Linked DNA regions of Homo sapiens: region 1 is linked to region 2. Evidence: chromatin contacts called from ENCODE Hi-C or POLR2A ChIA-PET data. All regions are on one chromosome and are shown on one strand. Each heading gives the region's core, a stretch centred on a gene start or an enhancer-like site at or near the end of the contact. The rest is flanking DNA. Distances are from core to core; before and after follow the strand shown.

Region 1 (6,809 bases), core at 2,578-5,077, 50 kb before region 2:
TCCTGGTTGATTTTGCTTATGATTTTGTTATGGATTGCCAGGGGTTTGGTCCAGGTCTGGCTGCTCACCGCACAGAAAGCCTATCACTGAGACAGCGAGTATTGCCAGGGAAGACTTTATTCCGGTGACATCAGCCAGTGAGCTGTTGAGAGGGGAGACAAACCTCCAATCCATCCCTCCCCTTGACTAAAGTTAGGGGCTTATATAGCAGGGAAGGAAAACAGGAGGGACAAGGAAGAGGAATTGGTCAACAGGCAGCAGGTGTACTGATGTAAGTGTCTCAAGCTTCAGTTCTATGAGCATCTGGCTTTTTGGAAAATTCAGCGGGTTTCAATTTTGATGTCTGATTTCCACTCGAATCAGCTTACTCAGGAACCTCCCTCCTGTCTTTTCATTGTTCATTTTATTTTATTTTATTTTTTGATATGGAGTCTTGCTCTGTCACCCGGGCTGGAGTGCAGCAGTGCGATCTCAGCTCACTGCAACCTCTGCCTCCCCAGTTCAAGCGATTCTCCTGCCTCAGCCTCCCAAGTAGAGACGGGGTTTCACCATGTTGGCCAGGCTGGTCTCGAGCTCCTGACCTCAGGCGATCCACCCGCCTTGGCCTCCCAAAGTGCTGGGATTACAGGCGGGAGCCACTGCGCCAAGCAGAGCCTTGTATTTTTAACAAATAAAGTAGTATTTGTTGATGAATCAGAACTTTGACCTTCCCTCCCCTCCCTTCTCCTGGGTTGAACTTTACCTTTAACAAGTTAAAAAAAGACACTCATGTGTTAACGTTTTTTTTTTTTCTCTTCTGTATCTCTCCCTCTTTCCTGACCTTTGAAGCCCTAATATGAAGTCGAAATATCATTATATATAAGTATTTTATTATTTGTATCTGCTGAGTATTTCATTATTTCATATTTTTAAAATTTAAAGTATGGATGGGGAAAATGTGAATGGGTAGATCGTTTTATATTTCTTTCTTTAAAAATGAAATTGCTAGGCCAGGCACGGTGGCTCACATTTGTAATCCCAACACTTTGAGAGGCTAAGGCAGGCAGATCACTTGAGTCCAAGAGTTCGAGACCAGCCTGGGCAATATGGCAAAACCTTGTCTCTACAAAAAATACAAAAATTAGCCTGGCGTGGTGACACACACCTATAGTTCCACCTACTTGGGAGGCTGAGGTGGGAGAATTGCTTGAACCCAGGAGGCACACCACCGCACTCCAGCCTGGGCGTAGAAGTGAGATCTTATCTCAAAATAATAATAATAAAATGAAATTGCTATTTCAAAAGTGGCTCCCCACAAAATGGGAACCTTTTTCACTGGAGGTCAGTTATGCTTAATAGAAAAATATTCTATGCTGGTCGTATCTGGAGCAATAGCTAAGAAGAGCCTTCTTTTGTTATCAAATACTCCTCACCCATTCTGAGGGACCGTGAGACCCTAGAATTCTGCCCTCTGCCCCCTTCCCACTGTCCATCTTGCTCAGGTGAGGCCCCTTCCTTAGAGCCTCTGAACCTCAAGAAGCAGCACGGGCTGCGTGCAGAGAAGGGGCTTGCACCTGGCTTTGCTGTATTCCAGCCAAGTGGCCTTAAGTAGGACCTCAAATCTCATTTCCTCGTCTCTAAAAGGGGGATGATGTTACCAAGCCGGCAGCATTGATATGGGGCTCCCGGGATAGAGGCTATGCAGGGGCTCAGCTTGGCTCAGATCCTGACTTCCCTCAACTGAAAGAACCTGAGCCAAGAATCATCTGGGGCCAGAGACATGGCCCAGGAGAAAGGAAGGACAGAGAGCAGCACTCCAGTGTTTCCAGGATCTGGGATCCCTTGGCCTCCCAGTGCCATCCTGGGGGTGGAAGGGCAAGTAGAGGGGAAGTGAAGCCACACCCGGCCCTTGTGTGAGCACTCCCATTTCCCCTTGATGGGCCAGGAGGCGGTGGGGACAGGGAGGTCTGTCCGGGCCCCCCACTCCCCACAGTGAGATGGCCCCTTCCCCCATTTCCCCTGGCTGGAATATCACAGACTGAGGGTGTGGTAGGAGGCACCCTCCCCTGACTCGAGTAGAAGCTACGCTGTGTGAGCGAGTGTAGAGTGGGGTGGCTGGGGTGGGGAGCAGGGGGGAGGAGGGAAGCCGTGTCACCAAAGGGAACTGAAAGAAACCCAGAGGCCCACTGGGCAGCTGAACAATGCACCCTGGCTCTGGAACAGCCCCCTTCAGTGCAGCCTGGGTTGATGACAACTGCCTTTGCCTCTCAAAACCTCTACCCCAGGAAACCCACCCCCTCGGCCTGGGCTCTCAGGGGTCCCCAGGCTGACTGTCCTATTTCTCAGAAACCCCGAGTTTCTGAGAACTTGTTGGCTGGACATCAGGCTCTGAGGTCAACAGGTCTGAGTCAAATCCTCACTCTGCAATCTAGAATTGCGTGACCTAAGCAAGCCATTCACTCCCCCAGAAGCCCCATTTCCCATCTGTAAAGGAGAATGGTGACACCAGTGTCACGAATTGGCTGTGAGTCTACATTCAACAATGCTTATCGGGCATGTTGTACCTGCCAGGATAAAGTGGTGGACAATTTCTACTTTGTCTAAAAACCCCTGCCCTCCTGGAGCTTCCATTCTGCAGAGTAAGATAGACGATAAATCCTCAAGTAATGAAATCGGGTGAGGCCTTGAGGGGCACCTCACAGGCTATGGCTTTGCTAGGGACAGTCACTGAAAGGTTCAGATCTGAGGCATGACATAGTCTGATTTAGATTTTAACACCTCTTGGCCGGGTGGGGTGGCTCACGCCTGTAATCCCAGCACTTTGGGAGGCTGAGGCAGGTGGATGACCTGAGGTCAGGAGATCGAGACCAGCCTGGCCAACATGGGGAAACCCCGTCTCTACTAAAAAAAAAAAAATACAAAAGTTAGCCAGGCGTGGTGGTTCATACTTGTAATCCCAGCTACTCGGGAAGCTGAGGCAGGAAAATTGCTTGAACCCAGAAGGCGGAGGTTGTAGTGAGCCGAGATTGCACCATTGCACTCCAGCCTGGGTGACAGAGCGATACTCCGTCTCAAAAGAAAAAAGAAAAAACAAAAAAACACCTCTGGTTCTCGTACTTGAAGTGTTCACTTGCTTTGAAGTTTCTGGCACATAGAAGTAGTATCTTTTTTTTTAGGATTAATGCCCAGGGCGCCACAGCTGGGCCTTCCTCCCCATTTCTTACTAACACCGGCTCAGAGCTTTTTGGGGTGTGACCTGGAAGTCCCCCATTCAGCCAGCACTGTTACATGGACACCTCTACACTCGGAGTCTCCACCTTTCCCAATCCATGGCTCTGTCTTCACATGGCCTGTGGAGGAAGCTGCCCGGGCCCTTGCTCCAGGCCCCGACAGGTCACCTGTCCTCTCTGATGCCTGCAACCTGGCTCCTGCCCTTGTCGGTGGAATCTGTTCTGGCCCCACCCTGTCCTCCAGGCCTTGGATCCACAGCTCAAGCAAGCCCTGAAACCCACGGGAACTCCCCCAAAACTCCAGTCTCTACCTACCTCTCTCACTTAAACCCTCAGATCTTGGGATTTCACTCTTTCCTAGATTTCTCACCATCCCCTTTAAATAAACGTGCTGAAGCCCTCTCACTTTCCTCCGGGATTCCTCTCCCAGCTCAGCATCCTGAGTCTGCGCCTCTGTGCCCCTGTCCCCCGCGGGCCTCCAGGACACCGGCCCAGAGTTTCTCTCCTCCCCTACTGGCTGCACGTGGTCTGATTCAGTGCTTCTAAAACTTGCTTAGCTCAGCACTGTGCTCAAACCACTTCCTTCCCTGCTCCTGGGCTCTGTTACGGAAGGGGTGGGACATCCATCCTTCCTGCATGTCTCGAGGGCTCGCTGTGGAGCATGAGGCACCTGGACAAGGAGGAAAGGGAAAAGGACAAAGTCTAGCTGGAGACCCCAGCCTTCTAGGGCCACTGCTTTGTGGGGACAGATGCCAATCCAGCCCCACAGGCACCAGCCAAAGACCTCCGGTATGCACTTTTGTCCCAGAATGAGCCTTGTTGAAGCTCAGCATCTGCAGATGTCCCAGCCAGGCCCACGAGGTCCACCCGTCTTTGATGTGGGGTAAAGGGGGCCACCAGCCTCAGACTCTGAAGCATTTCTGAACCAGATCCATCTCAAGCCTCTGCAGCTTAGAACCAAGGCTAGGGCTGCTCCTGGGCAGGATGGTGGTCCCTCCCAGGTGGGCTCAGATGGGAAACGGGGAGAGACTAGATTCTCTCCAGGATGGCAGGGCCAGCCCAAGGGCATGGGGTGCTCTCCTCAGAGTGGTGGGGAGGTGACAGAGCTACCCTCTGTGGGGGACCCCTCCAGGGCTGACCCCAATACTCTCTGGCCTGCAGTCGCTGATGTATTAGGTCATGGGAGGGGTGTGGGGTATGACGTTCCTCTCGTGTGGCCTCTCGACACTCAACCATGAGGAGGCATATCCCGGCTGTCCCTCTCTGGCCCCTGACGGGTAGGGTGTGGGGGTGCGTTGCAAGTTGAGAATTTCAGGTGTGAGGCAGGAAGGAGAGGGAGCACTTGGGGGCTGGCAGCTGCACAGAGTTGCAGGGCCTGGTGTTTGGCTCTTGCCAGCTGCTCACCCCTGGGCCAACACTATGACCCTATGGGTCAGGCCTTGGGGGCTCTTGGTGGGGCACCCTCCAGGAGTCTGTCCTGTTCCCGTAGCCTCTGATTCTGGGAGCAGAAATTCAAGGAAGCGGAGAGCCTAGGGGCTGAAGAACCCTGGCGGGGACCATGGGCCAGGGCTCCCTCTCCTGTCTTGAGCCCTCTCAGGGAAGAAGAGGGTGTCAGGCCTCATTAGAGAGGGTTCTGGGGGCAGGTTCTTACTAGGCCAGTGTCCCGGAGCCTTGGTGCTTTGCAATTCTCCAAGCCAGGAGCCAACTGAACTCTGACGCCCATCCAGACCCCTGTGCCGGACAGACTGGGCCCCTGAGTGTGCCGGTGGACCTGTGGATTCAGGAACATCTCCACCGACCCATGCCTGTCTCGAGGGTCGGGTCTCCTCTGTGTCTCCCGGCCTGTCCTCCTCCTTTCTCTCCTGGAGCAGCACCTCCAAAGCCATGGGGATACTGACATACCCTGATAACCTGTCCAGGGCCGTTGCTAGGGAGTAGGGGTGCAGGAGAAGTTAGGAAGAAGAAAGGGCAGCCTGCTCAGGCAAGAAAGAGCTTATGGTGCCTCTTCACTGGCTCGAAGGAGGCTCTGCTTTGCAGTAGCAGACCATAGGACAGCCCAAGAGGACTGCACCAGGGGACAGTCAGCCAAGCTCAGGAGGTTGGGGCAGTTTACCCAAAGGCACACAGCAGCTAGTGACATGAGGCACTGGCACTTGAACCAGACTAAACCATCAGCGACATTTTATCCTTTGGGAACCAGACAGACCTGGGTTCAGGTCCTAGCTGGATGAGCTCGGCAAGTTGTTCAACCTCTCCAAGTCTGGGTGTCCTCGTTGTAAAATGGAACTAACGATACACCGTCGGCAACAAAGAACTGTTGCGGGGCAACTGTTCTGTTGCGGGGATCAGGCCCGGCCCAGTGCCTGACACACACTGTGGAAGTGATTATACTCAACATAGCAGTAGCTGCTCCGTAGAACATGCCCAGTGCTCTGGCGGTTCTGGGCGGCTGCCTCACCATGACCAGCCGTCCTGCCTGATTCCCTGGGGCAGGCAGAGCCAGGGAGCCATGTGGGTTCCCACTCTCCCCCAGCCCAGAGATCCATAGACCCACCCCCAGCTGCCCCGGACACGCCCTCCTTTTTTCCCGCTCCCTCCCCTGGGCCTGGGGAAGGATGGAAAGCAGCTGGCTGCTGGCGGCCTCCTTCCTCACCCCGGCCCTGGCATGTTGTCTATGTAGAGAAGGAGGCCCATGTGCCAGAAGAATGATCATGGACCCCCAAAGAGCCTGCCTGCCACCCCCTACCCCGGCTGCCTTACTACAGGAACAGGCCCAAGAGAAATCAAGAAACAGGGAACAAATTAGGGGATCGGATGTGGGGAAGGGCTGACCACTAAGGGACGGCATGAAGTGATGGGAACGGTTCTGTCTCTTGACTGTGCCAGTGTTTACACAACTCTCCACCTTTGCCGAAACTCCTAGAACCGTACACTAAAAAGAGTGAATTTTACTGTATGTAAATGTAAAAATTTAAAAATGTTTCATGATTCAGAAGATTCAAACTCTCAACGTCAAGAAGTTTTGGCTGGGCACAGTGGCTCATGCAGGTAATCCCAGCACTTTGGGAGGCTGAGGCAGGTGGATCACCCGAGGTCAGGAGTTTAAGACGAGCCTGGTCAACATGGTGAAACCCGTCTCTACTAAAAACACAAAAAATTACTCGGGCATGGTGTTGCGTGCCTGTAGTCCACCCTACTTGGAAGGCTGAGGCAGGAGAATCACTTAAACCTGTATAAAAAAAAAAAAAGGGAGTTTTTTAGGAAAAGCTTAACTAATTTATATGGTTTGTATTTTCCTTTGTACCTAAGCAAAAGACTTATATATGTTAACTGTTTTAAAGAAGTCTTTCAAGTGTGTCTAAAATAAAGATTTTAAGTAATTTTCTTTTTTTCTTTTCTTTTCCTTTTTCTTTTTTTCTTTTTTCTTTTTTTTTTTTTTGAGACAGAGTCTTGCTCGTGTCACCCAGGCTGGAGTGCAGTGGCACAATCTCAGCTCACTGCAGCCTCCGCTTCCCAGGTTCAAGCAATTCTCCTGCCTCAGCCTCCCGAGTAGCTGGGACTACAGGCACCCACCACCATGCCTGGCTAAAGTTTGTATTT
Region 2 (7,654 bases), core at 4,398-6,897:
GGGAAAGGCGCTACCTTGGGTCCACACCACCTGAGTCAGCTGGGGCTACTCCCAGCTCTCCGGGTTGGGAAACTGGTGCCTCTGGCAATGGCCTGCTGAGTATTTAACCCCAGGGGCAGCAGATTCCTTGTGGGTGTTTTTCTACAAATTAAACAGGAAGGTTTTTTGCAGGATAAAGGGGAGAAAGTTTGCCTTTTGGCCAATCCAAACCCCGCCCCCCTCACGACTGCTTTGCCCCCTGGGCTTGGCCTGTGACCCCCCAGCCCCCACGCTAGATCTTTGAGATCTTGGATGCATAACAGGCCCAAGCTCAGAGCCTATGACCACTGCCCTCTCATCCCTTTCTGTCCCTCCCCTCGGCCTCTCTGTCTCTTCTCTGAAAGGCTGTGAGTACCTGGGGGAGTCCTACCTGAGTAACCAGGAGTTCCCAGACCCCCGAGAACCCTGCAACCTGTGTACCTGTCTTGGAGGCTTCGTGACCTGCGGCCGCCGGCCCTGTGAGCCTCCGGGCTGCAGCCACCCACTCATCCCCTCTGGGCACTGCTGCCCGACCTGCCAGGGTAGAGCCACACCTGCCCTTCCATTCCCCCTGCTGGGGCTCCCGGGGTGCCTTTCTCACCGATTCCACTTTCCTCCCAGCCCTCCCACTGCCTGCCGCTCCACCATACTTTTCTCTCACTCTCCGACTCCCTCACCTTTGATAGAGGTCCCGGGCACGGCTGTGTGTTTGTATGTATGTGTGTGTGTATGTGTGGCTCTGTGTGTGTGTGGCTGTGTATGTGTGTGTGTCTGTATGTGTGTGTGTGTGTCTGGCTGTGTGTGTGTGGCTCTGTGTGTGTGTGGCCGTGTGTATATGTGTGTGTATGTATGTGTTGCTGTATGTGTGTATGTGTGTATCTGTGTGTGGCTGTGTGTGTTGGCCTGTGTGGGTGTATCTGTGTATCTGTGTGTGTGTGTTGCTCTGTGTGTGTGTGGCCGTGTGTATATGTGTGTGTATGTGTTGCTGTATGTGTGTATGTGTGTATCTGTGTGTGGCTGTGTGTGTTGGCCTGTGTGTTTGGGTGTATCTGTGTATGTGTGTGTGTGTGTGTGTGTTGCTCTGTGTGGGTGTATCTGTGTGTGTGTGTTGCTCTGTGTGTGTGACAGTGTATGTGTGTCTGTGTACGTGTGTGTGTGACCGTATGTGTGTCTGTGTATCTGTGTGTGTGGCTGTGTATCTGTGTGTGTATGTGTGACTGTGTGTATATGTGTGTTTGTGTGGCTGTGTATGTGTGTGTGGCCCTGTGTGTGTGTGTGTGTGTGTATGGCTGTAGCTGTGTGTATGTGGGTATGTGTGTGTGTGTCTGTATTTGTGTCTGTGTATGTGGGATGTGTGTGTGTGTGTGTGTATGTGTGTGTGTGGCTGTGTGTGGGTGTGTATGTGGGGGGGTCTCTGTGTGTGGGTGTGTGTGCATCTGTGTATGTGGGGATGTGTGTGTGGCTATGTGTTTGTATGGCTGTGTGTGTGGGTGTGTATGTGTATGTGTGTGCGTGGCTATGTGTATGTTTGTGTGGCTGTGTGTAGGTGGGTATGTGTGTATGTGTGTGTGTGTGTGTGTATGTGGCTGTGTATATGGGTATGTGTGTATGTGGGTGCGTGTATGTGTGTGTGTGGCTGTGTGTTTATGTGTGTGTGTATGAGAGTGTGGGTGTGGCTGTGTGTGTCTATGGCTGTGTGTGTATATGGGTATATGTGTGTATGTGTGTGTGTGGCTGTATGTATATGTGGGTGTGGTTGTGTATGTATGTGTGTGTGGCTGTGTGTGGGGGGGTGTAGGTGTGGCTGTGTGTGTATGTGTGGAGGGGGAGGGGCTGTGTGTGTATGTGACAGTGGCAGTTCTGTTGATGGCAGGTTTTCTGTTGCACTCCCACCTGCTGTGTGTATATGCGTGTATGTATGTGTGTGGCTGTGTGTGTGTATGTGGTTGTGGGTGTGGCTGTGTATATGGGTATGTGTGTGTGTGGCTATGTGTGTGTCTGTGGCTGTGGCTGTGTATGTGTGGAGGGGGAGGGGCTGTGTGTGTGTGTGACAGTGGAGGTTCTGTTGATGGCAGCTCTTCTGTTGGACTCCCCGCTCTGCCAGGATGCCGCTACCATGGCGTCACTACTGCCTCCGGAGAGACCCTTCCTGACCCACTTGACCCTACCTGCTCCCTCTGCACCTGCCAGGTGAGGCAGCCCCTTTAGGACCTTGGTAACCTTTCCTCCCTTGATACTCCTCTCTGGCCAGGAAGAGGCTGTCTCCTCCACTCAGGTGGCAAGGGCTACACTCTGCCCTTCACATCTCATGGGACAGGACTGGGCTCAGGTGTCCCGGGCCAAGGGAGGGTGTTTGGGCCCCTGCAGGCTCAGTAGGGGCTCCAGCCCTGGGGAAATGTGCAGTCCAGTTGAGGGTGTGATGGGCCTCTCTCCCCCAGGAAGGTTCCATGCGCTGCCAGAAGAAGCCATGTCCCCCAGCTCTCTGCCCCCACCCCTCTCCAGGCCCCTGCTTCTGCCCTGTTTGCCACAGTGAGCTGCCTTCCTCATGCGCGGCCCCCATGCCCTTCCCCGCCTCTCCCTCCCCCTTCCCTTCCTGCCAGGCCTAAGGCTGGGCCGAGCAGGGCAGGGTGGCACAGGCCCCCCACCCAGGAGGTGTGTCCCCCACAGGCTGTCTCTCTCAGGGCCGGGAGCACCAGGATGGGGAGGAGTTTGAGGGACCAGCAGGCAGCTGTGAGTGGTGTCGCTGTCAGGTATAGCAGGAGGTGGGGGGTGTGGAGTGACAGCTGGACCATAGCACCTCTGGGCCCCAGCCTAGGCAGCGAGCCAGTGTCCCTGCATCTCCTACAGGCTGGCCAGGTCAGCTGTGTGCGGCTGCAGTGCCCACCCCTTCCCTGCAAGCTCCAGGTCACCGAGCGGGGGAGCTGCTGCCCTCGCTGCAGAGGTATGGCCGCCTGTAGCCCTACCCCTTGCTTCAGCCCCTTGGCCCTGTGTCCCTCTGTCCACCCCACCTCCCTCCCCTCAGCCAGCTCTTCTCCCACCTCCCTGCCCCAACAACTGGCCCTTGCATACACCCTTGCCACCTTCAGCTTCTCCTACCTCTCCCTGTCCGGGACTGCCCAGACCATCCCTCTTCCAGGTGCTGGTTAGAGTTCCCTCAAAGCTGCCTGTCTTGGGCTGGGTGCAGCGGCTCACATTTGCAATCCCAGCACTTTGGGAGGCCAAGGTGGGAGGATCACTTGAACCCAGGAGTTTGAGGCTGCAGTGAGCTGCATTTGCACCACTGTGCTCCAGCCTGGGCAACAAAGAAGACTCTGTCTAAAAAATAAAACAAAAAGCTGCCCCTCTTCCTAACCACACCCCATTCATCATCATCATCATCATCACCACCATCATCATCATCATCAAGATACCTGACATTCAGTGAGCAGGTAGCATGTGCCAGGCCCTGAGCACTTTACGTGTATTATCTCATTTAATCAGCACAACAACTTACCAGATAAGCACTCTTAGTCCTCCTATTTTACAGACGAGAAAGTGGAGGTACAGAGAGGTAGAGAAGGTGGCAGAGTCAAGATGGACACTTGGACCATCTGGCTCTGAACTTGAGCCTTTCTTAGCCTGCCCACTGCCCCCTCGTCCCACACCCTGCGCAGTGTGGTGGTGTTTCTACAGAACCACAGAACTGTCATAGCATTTCACTTGCTCTGGGAGGGAGGCAGGACAGAGGAAATCCCCATTTAACAGATGAGGAGACTGAGGCCCGGAGAGACTGAGTTACCTTGGGCACATGGTTAGCGATGGAGCCATTCACCTGGTCCACATGCATTTATGACACAGCTGCTGCATGCCAGGTCTGTGGCCGGTGCGGGCTGCACTGGGCAGTGCCTGCTGCCTGGAGCTTGGTCTTGAGAGCAGGTAGGAACAGAACAGGATTAGAACCCAGGTGTTCTGAACCCCTCCCAGTGCCTTTCCCCTCCACAACAGACAGGAGTTCTGCCCCATCGCACCTTCCCGCCATATCCCTGCAAACTCACTCCTGGCGCCACGTGCCTAGCTGACCACTGAGGGTGGGGGCCAGGAGCAGATGTCCAGATCTCAACCTCCGAGCTCGTCCCTGCCCACTTTGCACCACAGGCTGCCTGGCTCATGGGGAAGAGCACCCCGAAGGCAGTAGATGGGTGCCCCCCGACAGTGCCTGCTCCTCCTGTGTGTGTCACGAGGGCGTCGTCACCTGTGCACGCATCCAGTGCATCAGCTCTTGCGCCCAGCCCCGCCAAGGGCCCCATGACTGCTGTCCTCAATGCTCTGGTACTGGAAGCCTGGGGCGGGAGGGGAAAGGCGAGGAGGGAGCCCTGGGCCCACACCTCCCTGCCGCTGCTGGGCCGGGTGGCAGAGACAGGCAGTTGGAGAAGTGGCCTCCGTCCTTGTGCACACTCCACTCCCTGGGATCAGGGGGAGGCTGGAGATAGAGGACTCCACCCCTGCCTCGCTGCCAGCCTGAAGGACCCCTGGTCCCGTTCTGCTCTCACTCCACCCCAAAGACTGTGAGCATGAGGGCCGGAAGTACGAGCCTGGGGAGAGCTTCCAGCCTGGGGCAGACCCCTGTGAAGTGTGCATCTGCGAGGTAGGTGAGGGCACAGTGGTGGGGCTGGGGCACCTCGTCGGGGGGGAGTGGGCAGCATGGGATGAGGCCCAGCCAAGCTGGTCACTGCATGGAGCAGGCACTCTGGGGGCCAAAGGAGTGTATCCCTGTGGCCAGGAGACAAGGCAGGGTTGGGGCCAACAGGGCCAGGAGGTCTGGGTTTAGACAAGGAGCGCAGGTTCCAAGTGTGCAGGAGGCCGTAGGTGGCCCCCCTGGCTGCAGTGCAGGGCGGGTGTGTATGGCCGGAGAGCCACCTGGGACGTGGCTAGGGGTCATATTGTGGAGATTCTATTTGCAAGGCCATGGAAGGGCTTGGAGCAGGCAAATGACATCACAGGTCAGGGTACTAAGCCATGGGCCTGGGGAGGAGGATGGCATGAGCCTGCCGGAGGATCAAAGGTCACATGAGGGCTCAGGCCCAAGTGACTTAAAGGAGAAGGAGACATCATCTCAGAGACTAGGGCATGGGGTGAGGAGCACGTCTAGAAGACACTGAGTCTCTCTTCAGCCTTGAGTTCAGGGCCCAAGACATGTCCCGGAAGAGGCTGCAGCAGGCAGAGGGAGGGGCCGGAAGTCCCGGCCAAGGGCAGCTCTGGGTTTTTGTGGCCCAGGACCCACCGCTGCTCACTCATTCTTGTAGCCACAGCCTGAGGGGCCTCCCAGCCTTCGCTGTCACCGGCGGCAGTGTCCCAGCCTGGTGGGCTGCCCCCCCAGCCAGCTCCTGCCCCCTGGGCCCCAGCACTGCTGTCCCACCTGTGCCGGTGAGTCCAGGGATGTGGGGGTAGATGAGATATGAGGTTAGGGCTGCCACCCCCTGCCGCCCTTCCTCACCAGTCCCAGCCCCAGATTCTTCCTGACTCCAGTGGACTGTTCTGGAACCCTATGCCTGGCCGGCGAGGGCTGCACCATCCCTAAGGGAACTGGGGAAGCTGACAGGAACCCTTTGCCTCTCCGCAGCTGGGTGCAGTTTGTGGAGCATCTTGGCCAGCAGGTGGCGCTGCAGGGCGACAGTTGTGCTGAGACGTGAGGCCCAGGCAGGCAGGGGGTAGCCCAGCCACAGGGGTGGGCGAGCTTTTTTTGTTGTCGTTGTTAGAGTAAAAATTTATTAAGATTGGGGGGAAAAGTAAAGAAACAGTTTTATTTTTATTACAAATATTGAAAGATGGCCAATTTCTGTCTCCTGGATTTAATAGTTGTTTACCTAACACAGCCATTTTACATTTGTTGTGGAGGGAATTTTTTTCTGTTTCTGGTCCTATACCAACACTGAAATGATAACCTACCTTTGCAATACAGGTGAACGTTATCCTTACATAGAAAAAACAGGCCGAGGTTGGTAGCTCACGCCTGTAATCCCAGCACTTTGGGAGGCCAAGGTGGGAGGATCACAAGGTCAAGAGATCGAGACCATCCTGGCCAACATGGTGAAACCCCGTCTCTACTAAAAATACAAAAATTAGCTGGGCATGATGGGGCATGCCTGTAGTCCCAGCTACTCGGGAGGCTGAGGCAGGAGGATAGCTTGAACCCGGGAGGCAGAGGTTGCAGTGAGCTGAGATGGTGCCACTACACTGCAACCTGGCAACAGAGCGAGATTCTGTCTCAAAAAAAAAAAAAGAAAGAAAAAACATACTTTTTTTTTTAATGATAATCCTATTTTCTCCAATTTGGTTTTTTTATTTGGGTTTTGGTTTTTTTGAGACGGAGTCTCGCTTTGTCGCACAGGCTGGAGTGCGGTGGCACAATCTCGGCTCACTGCAACCTCTGGATTCGAGGGATTCACCTGCCTCAGCCTCCCGAGTAGCTGGGATTATAGGCATGCGCCATCAAGCCTGGCTAATTTTTGTATTTTTAGTAGAGATGGGGTTTTAACATGTTGGCCAGGCTGGTCTCGAACTCCTGACCTCAGGTGATCCACCCGCCTCAGCCTCCGAAAGAGCTGGATTACAGGTGTGAGCCACCTCGCCGACTTTTCTGTTTTTTGTTTGTTTGTTTGTTTGTTTGTTTTTTATGGTGGTAAGACACTAAAATGTACAATCCTAACCATTTTTAAGTGTACAGTTTGTGGTATTAAATACGTTCATAATGCTGTGCAGTCATCCCTGGCATCCATCAGGGAGGGCTGCTCTGATCAACACTTGCTAGGGGGTGCTTCAGGGGAAGGGAAGAAGACTAACATTGATTAAGCACCTGTTCCATGCCACAGACTGTACTTGGTGCTCTTAATAAAGTCTCTCGCTTCATTTTCATAGTTACCCAGTGAGGGAAGTATTATTAATCTCTTTTTACAGATTAAGAAACTGAGGCTCAGAGAGGTGGATTAATCCAACCTAATAAGCACAGGCACTGAGTGCTGGCATCAGGATTCGAACCCGGGATGCCTGGCTGTGTGCTTCCCTGCGCAGTTGTAGCCACACTGTATTACAGATAGCGGGAGGGAGAGCAGGCCGCAGACTGGCCATTTTTAGTGACCTCAGGCTAAGGAAGCCATGGTTGGTCTGTTTCCAGTCACCTTGCACCCCCACCCGGCCCCAAATAATAGCCTAGCAAAGTTTCTTTTAAAACGTGTAAACTTGACTGAATTGAAGAGAAAGAGGACTTATCCTCCCTGGAGTCAAGGTGCTGGGATATGGGTATGCTCAGGAGTTCGAGTTAGAAACCTGGGGACACAGTGCATGGGGACAGCTGGGATTTCCAGCCCTGTGCCCCTCTTTCTGTCCCGCACTCTGGATTCTTGTCTTCACAGAGGCCTTGAGTAACTGTTCAGAGGGCCTGCTGGGATCTGAGCTAGCCCCACCAGACCCCTGCTACACGTGCCAGTGCCAGGTGAGCCCTCCTGCCTTGGGGACTCACAGAGCCCCTCTTCTTCCTTCTCTGTGGGCTGTGGCTGCCACTCCTCTCCCGCAGCAGCTCCAGGGCTCTCCATTCGCCCTGACATTTGCCCACTTGTCCTGACTGTCACATCCTGCCTATGCCTTACTCCTCCACCAGCTC

What was found. A loop is a pair of places that touch in the nucleus more often than their neighbours do. ChIA-PET counts read pairs that join two places held with the same protein, here RNA polymerase II (POLR2A). Pooled maps may share reads with other maps.
Region 1: a pooled map shows a loop between it and region 2 (3-fold over the local background). The contact joins two enhancer-like sites. A Hi-C loop is called at or near these places in 1 of 37 single-sample maps with no recorded cell type and 2 of 50 pooled maps. POLR2A ChIA-PET finds 5 or more read pairs at or near these places in 3 of 52 experiments (H1, MCF 10A and activated B cell).

Annotation. Positions count from the first base shown.
Region 1 is chr7:128,930,314-128,937,122 of GRCh38, reverse strand. It overlaps a transcript of IRF5 not described here. Among named protein-coding and RNA genes, the nearest start is that of IRF5, 4.2 kb to the left of the region's middle. RefSeq lists enhancers at 574-868, 2,284-2,403, 2,674-2,723, 3,305-3,474 and a silencer at 2,064-2,153. Within about 2 kb of position 3,827, at least 4 of the 41 ENCODE cell types and tissues checked have a DNase peak (open chromatin) inside an H3K27ac peak, as active enhancers do.
Region 2 is chr7:128,881,769-128,889,422 of GRCh38, reverse strand. KCP (kielin cysteine rich BMP regulator) reads left to right here. Exons shown (of 40, transcript NM_001366122.1): 22 at 384-560; 23 at 2,123-2,208; 24 at 2,457-2,547; 25 at 2,686-2,768; 26 at 2,866-2,959; 27 at 4,153-4,326; 28 at 4,560-4,642; 29 at 5,301-5,421; 30 at 7,407-7,486. Among named protein-coding and RNA genes, the nearest start is that of SPMIP1, 19 kb to the right of the region's middle. RefSeq lists enhancers at 4,105-4,704, 4,929-5,188, 5,639-5,748 and a silencer at 5,494-5,788. Within about 2 kb of position 5,647, at least 3 of the 41 ENCODE cell types and tissues checked have a DNase peak (open chromatin) inside an H3K27ac peak, as active enhancers do.